2 separate regions of the Mus musculus genome follow, and region 2 is linked to region 1. The links are chromatin loops, found by intact Hi-C in ENCODE. Cell type or tissue: gastrocnemius. All regions are shown on one strand.

Region 1 (8,000 bases):
TATTCGGCTTACACTTCCATACTGCTGTTCATCACCAAAGGAAGTCAGAACTGGAACTCAAGCAGGTCAGAAAGCAGGAGCTGATGCAGAGGCCATGGAGGGATGTTCTTTACTGGCTTGCCTCCCCTGGCTTGCTCAGCCTGCTCTCTTATAGAACCCAAGACTACCAGCCCAGAGATGGCACCAATCACAAGGGGCCTTTCTCCCTTGATCACTAATTGAGAAAATGCCTTACAGTTGGATCTCATGGAGGCATTTCCTCAACTGAAGCTCCTTTCTCTGTGATAATTCCAGCTGTGTCAAGTTGACACAAAACCAGCCAGTACACACAGCTAATGGTCTTTCACTGAGCTCTCTCCCTAACCCCAGAGCCAAGGTCCTTCTTTTGTTTCTGAGGCTGGCCTTAAATTTGAGATCCTCTTGCCTCAGTGCTAAGTTGGGGCTATAAGTGCTACCACACTGTAGGGTAAACTTTAATTTCTAATTCTGGTTCATTAAACATAACATCTATATGTTGGTCTTACAAAATAAATTTAATTTGCAACTCCCAACATCTTCAAAAATATATAGTTGGTTGAAAAATAATAGGGAATGTATGTAGCTTTTATGGAGCACACAGTTGAGTAAATAGACAAATTGTGGTGCATATAAAGTGAACTACCATGGCAATGGAGCCAAGGGAATCACAAGGGGGGCTATAGAAATCATTTGCATAGTATATAGTCACACTTGTGTAAAATTCAAATATAGGAAAAATAAATTAGCTGAGTAAAATAGCACAGCTGATGAGAACTCAGGAGGTCGAGGCAGGAGGATTATGAGTTCTGTGCTAATATGTGGGCTACACAGAAAGAACATGTCTCTAAATAAATGAATAAGCAAGCAAGCAAGCAAACAAACAAACACTTCAGTTGTGGAGGGGCTGCCAGTAGGCACAGGAGGATTGTGAGTGTGATGTGAGCGTAGGTTGCAGTTTTCTTGGACGAGACGATTGCTCAGTTTGTAAAGTTCATGCTGAACAAGCACAACAATCTGAAGTCATTAATACCACATAAAAAAGTGACAGGCCCCCACGATTCCAGTGCTGACTGGGGAGAGACAGGAGAATGCCCGGAGCTTGCTGGTTAGCCGGCCTAGCCCATCTGGGAGTTCCATGCTGACTGAAGACCACATCTTACATTATTAGATTATTGGGTCTCCACATACACACATGTGGACATGCACACACACATGAACACAGACACATGTACGATATTTGGTACTGGGTACTCAGTAAGTAAGTACCTTGGAAACACATGGACCTGCTTTTGCTCCCTAGAACCCACAGATAAAAGCCGTCAGGTATGGTGGTGTGTGATTGTCATCCCAGCTCTGGGAAGGTGGAGATGAGGGGATCCCACTGGCCAACCTTTCTAGCCTACTTGTCTATTTATAGGCCTTTGGCTTTCATGAGCACACATACAGGCATGCATGTGAGTGCACATGCTCGAGCACACACACACACACACACACACACACGAGTGCTTGCACACATTCAGGTCAATTGTTATCTTAGAGAAGAGAGAGAGGACACAGAAATGTTGGCTGCTGCTTCCTGGTGATGTTCAGTTTCTTGGTACCATTGGTATTTATAAGGCAGGGTCTCTTCATATACCACTAGGTGCATCCTATAGTTGTCTTTCTGCATTATAGTATATGCCTTTCAAACATTTTATTGCAATACTCATGAAGAAATATCCTTTGTGATTTTAAAGCAGGTAACTGTTCTACCTCCGCCTCTCTCTGTATCCCATTCCCTGAATATTTTTCTTGCATTGGGCTTTGTAGTGGGTTGACAGCAACAGAGAGAGCTTTCTAAGTGACTAAACTAAAATTCTTAGGAATAAAGAGGAAGAGTGTTGGACCTGAATTGAGCTTCTAGACCTCACTCCAGTGGGTCACCACAGCCAGTTGCTCCTGCTTTAACACTCTCTTATGATCTCTACAGGCAGTGAACTCATGAGCACACTTCCCATATCCACATAAATAAAGTAGTTTTCTTTTTAAAGGTGAACCATTAAGCTACATTTGGTTTAAATATGTCTCCTTGTTGGTTTGGTCCCATGCAGCCTCTGTACATTGTGAACTGTAACCTGGCTTGATGTGTAAGTAAGTTGTAACCTATCCTAAGATTAGACCTTTGTAACTGTGTCTCAGTCAATCATAGCAGCTGCCAAAACATGACCACAAGGGACAAATTCCAGTTGTAGCAAGTCAGGTTATTTCTGTTATCATCTCTTTTCTCTGGCTATGGAGTAGGGCACTTCTGGATGTGGCTGTCATCTTGAACACCTTTTGGCTGAAATACTGTTTGATTTTAGAATCTTTTTTCCTTGTTCAACTACTCTGCTAAGTCCCCTCCCCCTTCTTGCTGTACTGGCTAGTTTTGTGTCAACTTGACACAGGCTGAAGTTATCACAAAGAAAGGAGCTTCAGTGGGGGAAATGCCTCCATGAGATCCAGCTGTGGGGCATTTTCTCAATTAGTGATCAAGGGGGAAGGGCCCCTTGTGGGTAGGACCATCTCTGGGCTGGTAGTCTTGGTTCTATAAGAGAGCAGGCTGAGCAAGCCAGGGGAAGCAAGCCAGTAAGAAACATCCCTCCATGGCCTCTGCATCAGCTCCTGCTTCCTGACCTGCTTGAGTTCCAGTCCTGACTTCCTTGGTGATGAACAGCAGTATGGAAGTGTAAGCTGAATAAACCCTTTCCTCCCCAACTTGTTTCTTAGTTATGATGTTTGTGCAGGAATAGAAATCCTGACTAAGACACTTGCTTTCTCCTGAACAGGAAATAGCAGCCTCACATCCTGAATGAACAAACCGTTTTCCTCAGCCTCACAGTTCACGTGAAGCAGGCTTGCATCTTAGTCTTACACTATTTGCAGTGTCCTTTCCAGGCTTCTTGGTTGCAAGTCTCAGAAAATGAGTTGTCCGTCCTAAGGTCTGGAAGGATGCAAGGAAGTGTGAGATGAGAGCAGAGCAGAGCCATTGAAAGCGCAGTAGCAGCTCGGCATTGACAAGGAGTTGGCACACACATCTTAGACAACGAGCTGCTGTAGTCAGTCGCAGAGGCTCCTTCGGGATCACTCCCTAAGTGAAACAAGGATGTTTTCCTGACTCGGAATTACAAGGCCTGGGAGGAAGCCTGATGGCTGGAATCGGAGTGGCTTCCCACTCCCTGGCTGTACCAAGGAACGTAGAGTGTGAGGGTCTTTAATTTTTAAATTGTATTTATGTGTATACGTGTATGCCTGCTTGTCTGTACGTGCACTATGTATACCCCAGGGTACCTTGGAGACCAGAAGAAGTGGTTGATTACCTGGAACTGGAGTTATAGGCAGTTGCAAGCTGCCCAATGTGGGTGCTTACAAGAGCAGGAAGTTCTCTTAGCTGCCGAGCCATGTCTCCAGTTACTTAAGAAGATCTTTTCATTGCTCAACTAACGTGGTAGATTAGGGAAATTCCCCCAAAGGTATAGTAGAATCAGGGACTTCCTCAAAGAGCAGTTATGGCACCATTTTGAGTGAATTGTTGAATATTGAAGCCCTATAACCTAGTAACTTCTCAAATGCAGCCCCCCTCACTGCAGAGAGCTCTCTTGTTAGCTGCTGGAGGGCTGCACATGGTGAGTCTGCGGCCTCTCCTCTCTAACCTGCTCATGAGCTTGGCCTCTGAGTTCCACTCAAGGCTCAGAAACCTGGTGTTCCTGATGCTCTGGCAACTCTCCTGGATGTTGGCAGCTGTGCTGTTTGGAAGCAGGCCCCATACTTGCTTTCCAAACAAAGCAGACTGTGCATCTAGAAGACTATCTTACTGGCAAGGGTAGTGACCAGAGAGGTCAGAAGCTACAGCGAGGCTGTGGGAATAGGTTAGAAAAACAGGAAGATCTTTAAAATGTTTGTTTGCACTCTGTGCATGTGAGGGGGAAGGAGAGGGAGAGGGAGAGGGAGAGGGAGAAAAGGAAGAAAGAGGGAGAGAGAGGAAGAGAGAGGGAGAGGGAGAGGGCAAGAGAGAGAGAACAGCAGTGTGGAATCATTTTCTGCCATGTAGGACGCTGGAATTGAACACAGATTGTCAGCCTTGGTGGCAAGCACCTTTTCTAAGACCATTAAATTGCTTAGGTGGTCATGGCAAAGACCTTATTCTTCTGAAACCCTGGAAGTTGGTAAGTTTAAAATCAGAGGGTCAACAGGATTGGTTTCTAGTCTAAATACTTTGGGGGAATCTGTTCTGGTATCCCCCTCCTTGCTTCTGGTACCATGCCTACCCTTGGTGGTAATTTTGGTTGTCCTTGGTTTGCAGATTTATGACCCTGACTCCTGCCTTCATGCTCACACACTGTTCTCTCTGTGTAAGAGCAAAAGTCATACATGATTAGGGCCCAACAGGATGATTGCATTTTAGCTATCTCTGCCAAGGCCCTGTTTCCAAAGGACGACATAATTGCCAGTACTGGAGAGTAGATTTCAACCAAATTATGCACTTCCACCTATAAAGAAAAGTGAACTTACTAGACAAGGGTCATACTTTACCAAGCGTGTCTTTATCTGCATGCCCTGCCCCAATTGGCTTATGAGACTGTCAATAGTTTTAGTAGGCCAATAACAAGGCTATAGATATTTTGTCCCAATGTCTAGCTTCCTTTCTGATAAACCCTAATTTCTTGTCCATGTCAGATATAAGCCCCTTCCTTAGGAGAATATTGGTTGTTCCATGTGCTTCTCAACTTGGTATTTTTCTTTAGTTTTCATTTCTTCTCTTAAAACTTAGGTTTTTAAAATTTGTCAAGATTTTGCTGTAATAATGAATTTTTACTCGTATATAGGCCATTGCTAGTAGGGGCATGAGATAGGTTTAGAATTTAGCAATAACTAACACTAAAAGGGCAATTATTTTGTGCCAGGAACACGATGTTTATACAGAATCTCTGCCTTAATTCTCAAAATTCTCATTTTATGTCTGAGAAAGCTTAGTCTGTAGAAGATTCCATGGCTTTAAAGTGATCCGACCATTTATCCCAAGTTCTAGTTTAAGGCTTATATGTTTGATGTTTTAAAATTGCTCTTGGAATTTTCTCCCAGACGTGTATGAAGAAGTCAAACACGTAATAAAAGAACTAAAACTCTCCCAACTGAACTGACATTGAGGGAAGCTGAGCAGCAGTAACGGCAGCTGCAGCAGATGAGGGCTTGGGTTTGAAGACAGGTGGACAGGTAAGCTAATTGTCACTGTTATGTTGTGAGCACAATTTAAATTCAATTCTCATGTGATAAAAAGTTGTCAGCTTTCATGTATATGGCAAACCAAGTTTTAGGAAAATCATATTTCATTATTTATTTTTTTATACACTCTGTTAAATGTTTTGAGAAGTGAAATATGGAAGACTATTGAAATTGCCCTTTTGGCAGCATTTTCAACAAATGGTGCTGGTACAACTGGTGGTTATCATGTAGAAGATTTCGAATTGATCCATTCCTATCTCCTTGTACTAAGGTCAAATCTAAGTGGATCAAGGAACTCCACATAAAACCAGAGACACTGAAACTTATAGAGGAGAAAGTGGGGTAAAGCCTCGAAGATATGGGCACAAGGGAAAAATTCCTGAATAGAACAGCAATGGCTTGTGCTGAAAGATCAAGAATCGACAAATGGGACCTCATAAAATTGCAAAGCTTCTGTAAGGCAAAAGACACTGTCAATAAGACAAAAAGGCCACCAACAGATTGGGAAAGGATCTTTACCTATCCTAAATCAGATAGGGGACTAATATCCAATATATATAAAGAACTCAAGAAGGTGGACTCCAGAAAATCAAATAACCCCATTAAAAATGGGGTACAGAGCTAAACAAAGAATTCTCACCTGAGGAATACTGAATGGCTGAGAAGCACCTGAAAAAATGTTCAGCATCCTTAATCATCAGGGAAATGCAAATCAAAACAACCCTGAGATTCCACCTCACACCAGTCAGAATGGATAAGATCAAAAATTCAGGTGACAGCAGATGCTGGTGAGGATGTGGAGAAAGAGGAACACTCCTCCATTGTTGGTGGGATTGCAAAGCTTGTACAACCACTCTGGAAATCAGTCTGGCGGTTCCTTAGAAAATTGGATATAGTACTACTGGAGGATCCTGCAATACCTCTCCTGGGCATATATCCAGAAGATGTTCCAACTGGTAAGAAAGACACATGCTCCACTATGTTTATAGCAGCCTTATTTATAATAGCCAGAAGCTGGAAAGAAGCCAAATGCCCCTCAACAGAAGAATGGATACAGAAAATGTGGTACATTTACACAATGGAGTACTACTCAGCTATTAAAAAGAATGAATTTATGAAATTCCTAGGCAAATGGATGGATCTGGAGGGTATCACCCTGAGTGAGGTAACCCAATCACGAATAAACTCACATGATATGTACTCACTGATAAGTGGATATTAGCCCAGAAACTTAGAATAACCAAGATACAAGTTGCAAAACACATAAAACTCAAGAAGAATGAATACCAAAGTGTGGACACTTCGCCCCTTCTTAGAACTGGGAACAAAATACCCATGGAAGGAGTTACAGAGACAAAGTTTGGAGCTGAGACGAAAGGATCAAAGACTGCCGCACCAGGGGGATCCATCCCATAATCAGCCTCCAAACGCAGACACCATTGCATACACCAGCAAGATTTTGCTGAAAGGACCCTGATATAGTTGTCTCTTGTTTGGCTATGCCAGTGCCTGGCAAACACAGAAGTGGATGCTCACAGTCATCTATTGAATGGAACACAGGGCCTGCAATGGAGGAGCTAGAGAAAGTACCCAAGGAGCTAAAGGGGTCTTCAACCCTATAGGAGGAACAACAATATGAACTAACCAGTACCCCCATAGCTCATGTCTCTATCTGCATATGTAGCAGAAGATGGCCTAGTTGGCCATCATTGGGAGGAGAGGCCCCTTTGTCTTGCAAACTTTATATGGCTCAGTACAGGGGAACACCAGGGTCAAGAAGTGGGAGCAGGTGGGTAGGGGAGTAGGGGGTGGGTATGGGGGACTTTTGGGATAGAATTTGAAATGTAAAATAAGAAAACACCTAATTTTAAAAAATTACCTCGAGATATACTATCTTCCCCAAAGTCTAGAAAATAAAGTTTATGCTCAATGTATAAAAAAAAAAAAAAAAGAAAGAAAGAAAAGAAATCACCCTTTTGGATGTTCAAGCATCAAAGCTTGGAGACTTATACCAATGAGGTCAGAGGGACAGAAAGATCAGGCAACATGTACCCAATGGCTACTGAGACTCCTCTGAAGGACATCTACTCCTCTAGTAAGTTTTCCCTGCCGTGTTGACCACAGAACCCCAACTAGTGTACACCTAGCTTAGAAGAAAGTCAGCTGGGACGGAAATGTTTCCTAGACTCCTCGGAGAAGTCACATGGTCAGCAGGAGCCTGACCATCCTAGAAGGTGCCACAATTAGTAGAGGAAAACTAGAAAAGCTCTGGGCTCCTCCAGGACACCAGAAGTAATCTGGGCTGACTTGATCAGCAAAACGTTGTTAAGCCCACCCTGGAATGAAAGTGTCTCCCCATTGTATACATGGTGCACTTCCCCACTCGTGTGGGGGAGGGTAAGACAAGAACCTGGCTGCACATAGGCCAGTTCCCACCCACTGGCCATTTCAGTTAGGCTAAAGTTGGAATCAGGGGCTGAATGCGCAGAACAGCTTGGCAAACAGCTCCAGCACACCGAGATTTGGGCTAAAAATTTATCTCTTGGCACCTGGCTTCCAATCCAGGACCTTTCAAAATACGTGACTATAACTTGGCTAAAATGTTTTCTGGGGATAACAGCATCACTGCATACAACTGTGCTGTGTGTCTTCTAGAGAAACCTATCAGTGTGTGTGTGTGTGTGTGTGTGTGTGTGTGTGTGTGTGTGTGTGTGTGTGTGTGTGTGAAGCCACCACCTTTT
Region 2 (8,000 bases), 60 kb after region 1:
ACAGAGTAGAAGTTTAGGTCGTAAAGAGTGTGTGTGTCTATCTTGAGCAGATTTCTAAAGAATATTATACCCATTCTTGTCTGACTCAGATTTCTTTTTTTTTTTTTTTTTTTTTTTTTTTTTTTTTTGGTTTTTGAGACCAGGTTTCTCTGTTTAGTCCTGGCTGTCCTGGAACTCACTTTGTAGAAGAGGCTGGCCTTGAACTCAGAAATCTGCCTGTCTCTGCCTCCCAAGTGCTAAGATTAAAGGCGTGCGCCACCACCGCCCAGCCTCAGATTTCTTTTTTATTGAATGTGAGTTTAAAAAAAAATTGATTTTGACTAAGCGTCTTTCTTTCTTTCTCTCTTTCTTTCTCTCTTTCTCTCTCTCTCTCTCCCTCTCTCTCTCTCTGTCTCTCTCTCTCTCTTTCTTTCTTTCTTTCTTTCTTTCATCCTGTCTTAAAGTGTTTATGTTGTGAATGGCTTTAATACTCTCCTCCAGGTCCTGAGAAAAGTTCCAAGAGAAAAGAAAGGGGAAGTGGAGAGTAGACGAAGACTCGAAACTGTCCCAAATCGCCATGCACGCTGGGCCTCCAGGAGCTTCCTGTCACTCCCTGCCCGTGTCGACTTTCTTACTGAACGTCTGTGCTCCAGTCAAGATTTTAACCAAACTCTATTCTTTCTTTTCCCAAAGCAATCAACCTTCTCAGCATCATGTAGAAGATGGTGCTTAGAGGTCCCCACACATGAATGGAATAGACCTACAGGATCCGAAATTTAACCTTCTGGTTTTGTTTTTGTGGAAGTGATAGTATTAGGAACTGAACTGTCTTACAGTTTGAATGGTGGCAGATTGGTGGGCACACCTCTGAGGGCAGTCTGTAGACTGACCTGTGTGTGGTACATCACACCTGTAAGTGAAGGACTTTAATCAGCACCTTTCTTGTGTAGATGCTGAGCATCCAGGTAGATAGCAAAATGAGAGGCCTTTGTATTTTTTTTTTTAATTAAATCACATTGTTCTTGATTTCAAAAAAATAGAAACCACAAACTAACAGCTTTCTGGAGGCTGTCTTTCTAACGATTTTGTAAAATGTTGGGTTTATCAGGTATGAAGACAAGTTCTGCAGACCTTCTTGGAAGGAAGCAGTCTCTGCCTGTGTCTGTGAGCAGTTGACTGAACTCACAAGGCTGCTCTCTGACCATACAGTTCCCCTATCAGCCAACCTGAAGTGTCTCATTTCCTCCAGGTAGGAAAACCCAACTCTGGGGCCTTCAACAGCTTTTCTTGAGTCATCTGTAGGTGAACCCTGAGGCAGGGGCTTTCTGGGCATTACAGAACACATGCTGGAGTCATTCTGTGAAACGAACAATAGAGTCACATCATCATGTGTATTTATATTTATCTCACTGAAGCCTCCATAGTTATGGCTCTTGCTTCTCTCAAATGTTTAATGCAGCATTGTATACTGCGGAAATTGCTGCCACCTAACTGTAAAAGAGATCCATGAAGCAAGGCTGACAAATGGATCAAAAGTGAGAGGCCCTAACTTCTGAGCCGGTAAAGTCACTGGGAGTCTGTGTGCTTGGGCAAATACAGGAAACGGTATATTCTGATATGTAACTTTTATCTATTTCACCTTGGACTTACTCTTGGGTCCCACTATGCTTATGTATCATCCCTGCCTTCAAGAAAATTACTAGAAAGGAGTTTTTAATATTCCCCCAACAAAGGTTTATTTGTCAGTCTGAGACGACAAGCATGCAATGCTCATGACATATTGTATTATCATGTCACCCTTTACCCTGGACTTATGTACGATTATGTCATGTATATGTACATAAATGTACATATTTTTAGTTGTGTCAATTAAAATAAAATATACTTTAGGGATATGTCTGTGCTGGGCATGCTGGCACAGGTGTGTAACTCAGCACTCTGGGGGTGGGTGCAGGGGGTCGGGGGTAGTAGAGACCTTCTGCAGTGCACTGAGTTTGAGGCCAGTCTGCAGTGTATGAAACCTTGTCTCAGAAACCAAGCTTATTGCTGGCTAGGAGGCTCAGCCTCATGCCACTGCAGCCTGAGTTCAAACTCCAGAAGACACATGAGGACGAGGAGAACAGACTCCCAGATGGTCTGCACTCATGCGTGCACACAGACACATGCACACTCTCTCTCTCTCACACACACACACACACACACACACACACACACACGCACGCACGCACGCACGCACGCACGCACACGCACATTCATGTAAATGCACTCTGATAGGTTTTTCCTGTCTTAAACAATGAATGTATCTTATACCTCATTAGATAAGCATTTCCTCTGCAGCTGCTGACTTGAAATTGAGGGAGTTTGAGTTGGAAAGCAGCAATCTAAATTCATTGTGTAGTGACCTCATGACAAATTTGTACAAATGTTTTTATGAGCAAATTCTTATCAGCATTTTGAATGAACATCTTGCTCTTTCCCACAAATTTCAAGATCTCCAGGGGAAAGTAGTTTATACTTACAACTGACTGAAAGTCTATTTATAGGGATTTTTCTTGTTGATTATACACACTGACACACATTCTCACACACACAATACACAAACACTAACATATACCTGCACACTCACACAGACATATACTCTCTCACACACACATATACACACACTAACAGATACATACAGACACACAGGCATACACACACACACCTCACTCACACACCACATATACTCACACACTCACATATTCACATGTAAACCCTCATACATGCACACACACTCACACAAATAATCATACACACCTATATGGGAAACAATGGTTAATATACCGCTAAAGACCAGCCATGAACTCACTGTAGACATGGGCTTGAGTTAAGATAGGAACCAAAGATAGAATACTTCACTGTAGAAATGCTTTGTCCTGTTGTGTCTAATTTTACTCAAAAAGTTCCAGTTTCAATGACACAATCCTATCCAGACCTACATTAAAGAAAAGGGCGCCCTATCCTAATCTCTGCTGACATCTCCTTCTGTCTTAGCTTTTTCAATCTTATAGGCCTGACCACTGACTTCCACTTAGAAATGAGTTATTTTGCTTTTGTTGTAAGCCTTTTCATAAGGCAAAGTTGTATCATTAAAGTACCACTGTGGAAAATCTATTCTGTTAAGAGAAAAGGTAATTTGGACCCAATAACCTCTTTTAAACAAAAGGAAAACTTACAGTAATGAGAGGACCAGATGTGGAACACCTTTCGTGGTGTTAGGTAAGCAGCGTCTAGAACCACTTTTCCCATATAGCATGGACTAGCTGGGAACAAAAGCTTGTAAGATCTTGTCCTAGTAATATTTATATTTCCATGATGAAACTAAGCTAACTTACTGAAGAAAGAGGTTTATTGGGGACTTGCTTACAGTTTCAGAGGATGGGTACGTGAACTTCATGGTGGAGAGAACAGAAACAGGCAGGCAGGTGTGGAGCAGTGTCTGAATGCTTGTATCTGATCCACAGCACAAGGCAAAAAGCAAGAGCTATCTATTGCTTGGACTTTTGAAACCTCAAAGCCCGCCTCCAGTAACATACGTCCCTCCTCAAACCACACCCCACCTTGGAATCCTTCCCCAAACCGGTCCACCATCTGGAAACTGAACATTCAAACATATGAGAGTATGGGGTCCATTCTCAGTCAACCCCCAACAGATCTCAAATTGAAATTACGAACACTGATATTTTCTACCTACATCTCTATTCTTTCTTTCTTTCTTTCTTTCTTTCTTTCTTTCTTTCTTTCTTTCTTTCTTTTTTTTTTTTTTTTTTTGGTTTTTCTATTCAATCTCTCTGTCTACAGGGAAGATAAGAGGTAGCTTGAAATAGGAAAGGATGGTCTGAGGTTGTGACTTTGTGCTCTATCTGGTGATTTATATAAGCCTAGGATCTATAATGTCCTTCAGATGGCTGAGTCTCTGTGCCCTCCACTGTAAGAATGGCTTGAGGATGCCCCTCTCACAGATGTGTGTGCTCAGTTATTATTTTATTTATTTATATTTAAGTCTGTGTATGTGCACGCATACTGAGTACATTTATATACACCAAGTACATGCAGGATCCCTCAGAGGCCAAAAAGGGTGTCCGGTCCCCTGATGTTAAAGGTGATGTGAGCCTCCTTATGGGCGCAAGGAATTGAACCCAGGTCCTCTACAAGAACAGTAAGTACTCTTAGCCACTTGGCCATCCCTTCAGCCTCCATTTATTGTATAAGTGAATAACTTAATAGACTCAGTAGACTAGAATATAATTATTATAAGACTAATGATGATTACTTTTAACATATTGGTCATGGGACAGTAGCACTAATACCCAAGAATTTGATTTGATACCTTTCAAAACTGTTTTTAAGGAAAGAGAGACCTTGCAGCCTTAACCTGGCAGTAATCAAAAACAACAGGGAGATGACGTTTAGCCCTGGGTGGGGTCCTCAGTACCACCCACTTCCAACAGAAAAATGATGAAATGTTTTCTTAAAAAGGAACAAATACATAGTCATGAGAAGAGTTCCCAGTGCATCCCCTTATGGGAAAGCCATAAATTCCTGCTGCTTCTTCTCTCTTGGGCATAGCAAATATGTCTGTGGTGGCCCTGGGCCACCTTAATTCCTTATAAGGAAGAAAGATGAAGTGGAAGTCCTGAGACTTCTGGCTGTTCTTTCCATAGTTAAATACTTGTAGTTTATTTTTTTCCCATTAATTTATTTATTCACTTTACATCCCCATCGAAGTCCCTCTCTCCCAACCTCTCCCTCACACAGTCCCAATGCCCCCATCTTCCCTTAGCCTCTGAGAAGGAGGAGGCCTCCTCTGGAAACCAACCCACATCTGCACCTCAAGTCACTGTGGGACTAGGCACATCCTCTCCCACTGAGGCCAGACAATGAGGCCCAGTTAGGGGAACAGGATCCACAGGCGGGCAGGCAGAGTCAGGGCAGCCCCTGCTCCAGGTGCAGCAAATATATATATATAACTCAGAATATGTACGTCCTCAAGTCCACCACTTTTGGTGAAGACTACTAATGTGATTCAGAAAAGCTAAAAATATCGAGCCAAGGCAAGGCAGGCAAATGCAAACCTTCTTGACGTCAGTTCCTCCCAGTTGAGGATGGGTGGGTTGTGAGAGAGAGAGTGGAGGGATTGATGGTAGAGAACATTGTGCTACACAATGAATAAGCACGGACTGCGACTGCAGCTACAGAACTGAGAGCAGAAACAGACAGAAGGCTGTAGGATGCCCCCAGAGTGACAAGGGTGGGGTGGGGAAAGCTGGAGGACGCCCCTCAGAGTCACTAGGGACAAGGCTGGAGGATGCCCCCCAGAGTCACGGGGGGAGTAACCGTGATTAAGGAGATATGTCAGCAGTAGAGACATACAGGTAGGTGGGCAGAGCATTGAAAAGAATCTGGAAACAAACTCGCATGTGTGGCAATTTAGATTCCTGAAGCGATCAGTGAGCCAAGGATGTGTTTAACATCTTTAGTATTTCTTGATGATGATTGTGCTTCATGTGTCTCGTTAAATCAAACCTTGCAAGGTTTGTGATAATTACACTGTTCCTCTAATACCTTTCCCTCCCTCCCTCCCTCCCTCCCTCCCTCCCTCCCTCCCTCCCTCCCTCCCTCCCTCCCTCTCTCCCTCCCTCCTTTTCTCCCTCCCTCCATCCCCCCCCTCCCCAGCATCTCTCCTCTGTGTTCTCTCTGGCATAGTTTCATGTAACTTAGGCTGGCTTTTAACTCACTGTTGCTGTGGATGGCACACACACCTCTTGTACCTCCCGCACACACGTCTCCCTCCCCATTCTGCTGTTACAGTTCCTAACCACCGTACTCTTGGCCTCACACTAGGCGGCCGCTCTGCTTCCTGGGCTGCGTCCCCATGCCTCTAAGTTATCTCCTAAATATTCTTTGGCTTTCCATTATACTTGAGTCTTCAATCAATGGAGACAGAAATGCAGATTATTATTTATGTGTTTTCTACAGGGGAAATCTCTTGTCTCGGTCTGATACTCATGGACTAATCCATCATTAATCATATTTGCATGTATTTCTGCATGTTCCTGGGATGTCAGTTCTGGCTTATATAAATTTCAAAAAGATGCCCAATCTCATTAGTCGCAGAAATGCACACTAATCCATTTCAGATTCATCAAGTTGGCCAAATCAAAGCTTCTAATAACGTTAGGTGTTTACACAGGCCCAGCATTACTGCTGGAGCGAGACTCACAGAGCCACTTCAGAGAAATTCAACACACTATCGGGAATTCAGACTCTGAGAACTGTCAGTTCAGATCCTAAGCACATTCCTCAGAAAGGCCTTCCTCACACGTACACCACGTACACCACGAGGCATAGTCTATATATGCTGATTCTGCAGCAGCACTCACGGCCTGCGAGCTAAAACTCTGGAGTAGAGCCAAACACCTGGCCAGACAGTGTGGCTTCACACTGCAGCTGCACTAGCCTCAGTTCATGTGCTAACGTGGAGAAAACTGAAGTTAGGCCAGGAGTGAAAAGAAGCCGTTGCCAGATGAACAATATAAATTACAGACAGAAATGTTAAAGGATATATAAAATAGTGATAAATGTTTTTTTAAAAGGCAAGGAATGAGTAAGCATTCAGTATGATGCTCATTTCTGCGGAGGGCTGAATGTACAAGGGGTTGATGCTACATTAAAAGGATTGTCAAAATTGTATCTAAAAATTGATGTCTATATATACTAGATAATTCATAATGATATTTTATAGGAAATAATCACCATATTATGTTGGTACAGTAGCCTCAGAAGCCAATGAGGATGGCTATGGAGGCTCTGTTGAGGCCTTTAATAGGAAACCTATTTCCTTCTGTCAGAAACGTAGGATTCACCTCTCGCCCTGGTTAGACACAGACCGCTCTGATCTACCTGGGAATAGTTATAGAGATGAGCCTGTCTATCGCCTTCTAGAGACTGCCACCCAGGAGGTCTGAGTCAGCTAAACCTCCTGAGAGCCCTCCTGAGGGCAGTCACTCAGGGAGCCACATCCTCTGCTAAGACTGCTTGATTTTCTGGGCTACTCAGAAAAACAATATTTTTTTTTTCATTTTCTTCCTTTTATCTCTTTTCCCCAGATGTCAGCATGCTCCCACTGATAGGCTGGCCTTCCTTACTCTTAGTAATGGCTCCATCCCTATGCCCTGTCCTTATCTCCCCTCCTTTTTCTCCCCCCTCCCCCCCCCCCGCAGTTGCTGAATTTACAGGTTGCCTACCCTTAAAATTAAAAAACAAAAAAACAAAAAAAACCCTCCTCAAGTCTGCTTTTAAAATTGTGCTTTAAAGATAATTTTAAATTCTTTATTGATGAGACCAAAAACCCAAAGGGAAAACCCCAATTTCTCCGATAATATATGGCATCTAATGCGGAGATTCCCTAAAGTTTCCTGTAATAATACAACAAGAATTATAGGAATTAATACTTTTTGTGCTGTATATATGTGTTCTTGTGTGTGTTTTCCTGTGTCTATGAGGGTATATGCATGTGTAGTTGTGTGCATGTGTGCAGGGCAGGGATAGGAATGGGGGGGAGGTGTGTCTGGGAGTTCAGAGTCAGCACAGGGTGTTTTCTTCTTCAAATGCTATGTACCTCTCTTTAAAAAATTTTTTTTATTGCACTTTATATACTTATTTTGAGAGTGTGTGTGTGTGTGTGTGTGTGTGCGCGCGCGTGCGCGCGCACATGCGCTCAGGCACTCGTTTGAAGGTCAGGGGATACCTTAAGGGAGTCAGGCCACTCCTCCCAGCACGTGATCCCCGGGATCAAATCCTAAGGATCAAACTTGGCAGCAGGTACCTTTACCCACAGAGCCATCTTGCAGCTCAACACCAGGCAATTTTATTTACCATTTTACAGGTTCCTTCTGGAAACTAGATGCCACAGAAGCGTGAAAAACCCTTGGCAACCTTCCAGAACAAAAGCAGCGTCCAGAGCGCTTTAGCGCAGGCTC

What was found. A loop is a pair of places that touch in the nucleus more often than their neighbours do. Peaks named below come from ENCODE experiments on the same cell type or tissue, not always from the same donor. Only the 100,000 strongest peaks of a DNase experiment are listed, where the experiment ranks them.
Region 2: it touches region 1 in a loop (4-fold over the local background); 4 of 42 quality-filtered maps call a loop at or near these places.

What each region holds. Positions count from the first base shown.
Region 1 is chr3:10,073,835-10,081,834 of GRCm38, forward strand. No RefSeq gene overlaps it. Among named protein-coding and RNA genes, the nearest start is that of Gm33365, 14 kb to the left of the region's middle. In gastrocnemius, no CTCF peak of the experiment used is centred here; a DNase peak (open chromatin) is centred at 7,733.
Region 2 is chr3:10,133,995-10,141,994 of GRCm38, forward strand. No RefSeq gene overlaps it. Among named protein-coding and RNA genes, the nearest start is that of Pmp2, 46 kb to the right of the region's middle. In gastrocnemius, no CTCF peak of the experiment used is centred here; a DNase peak (open chromatin) is centred at 7,927; H3K27ac peaks cover 2,421 bases.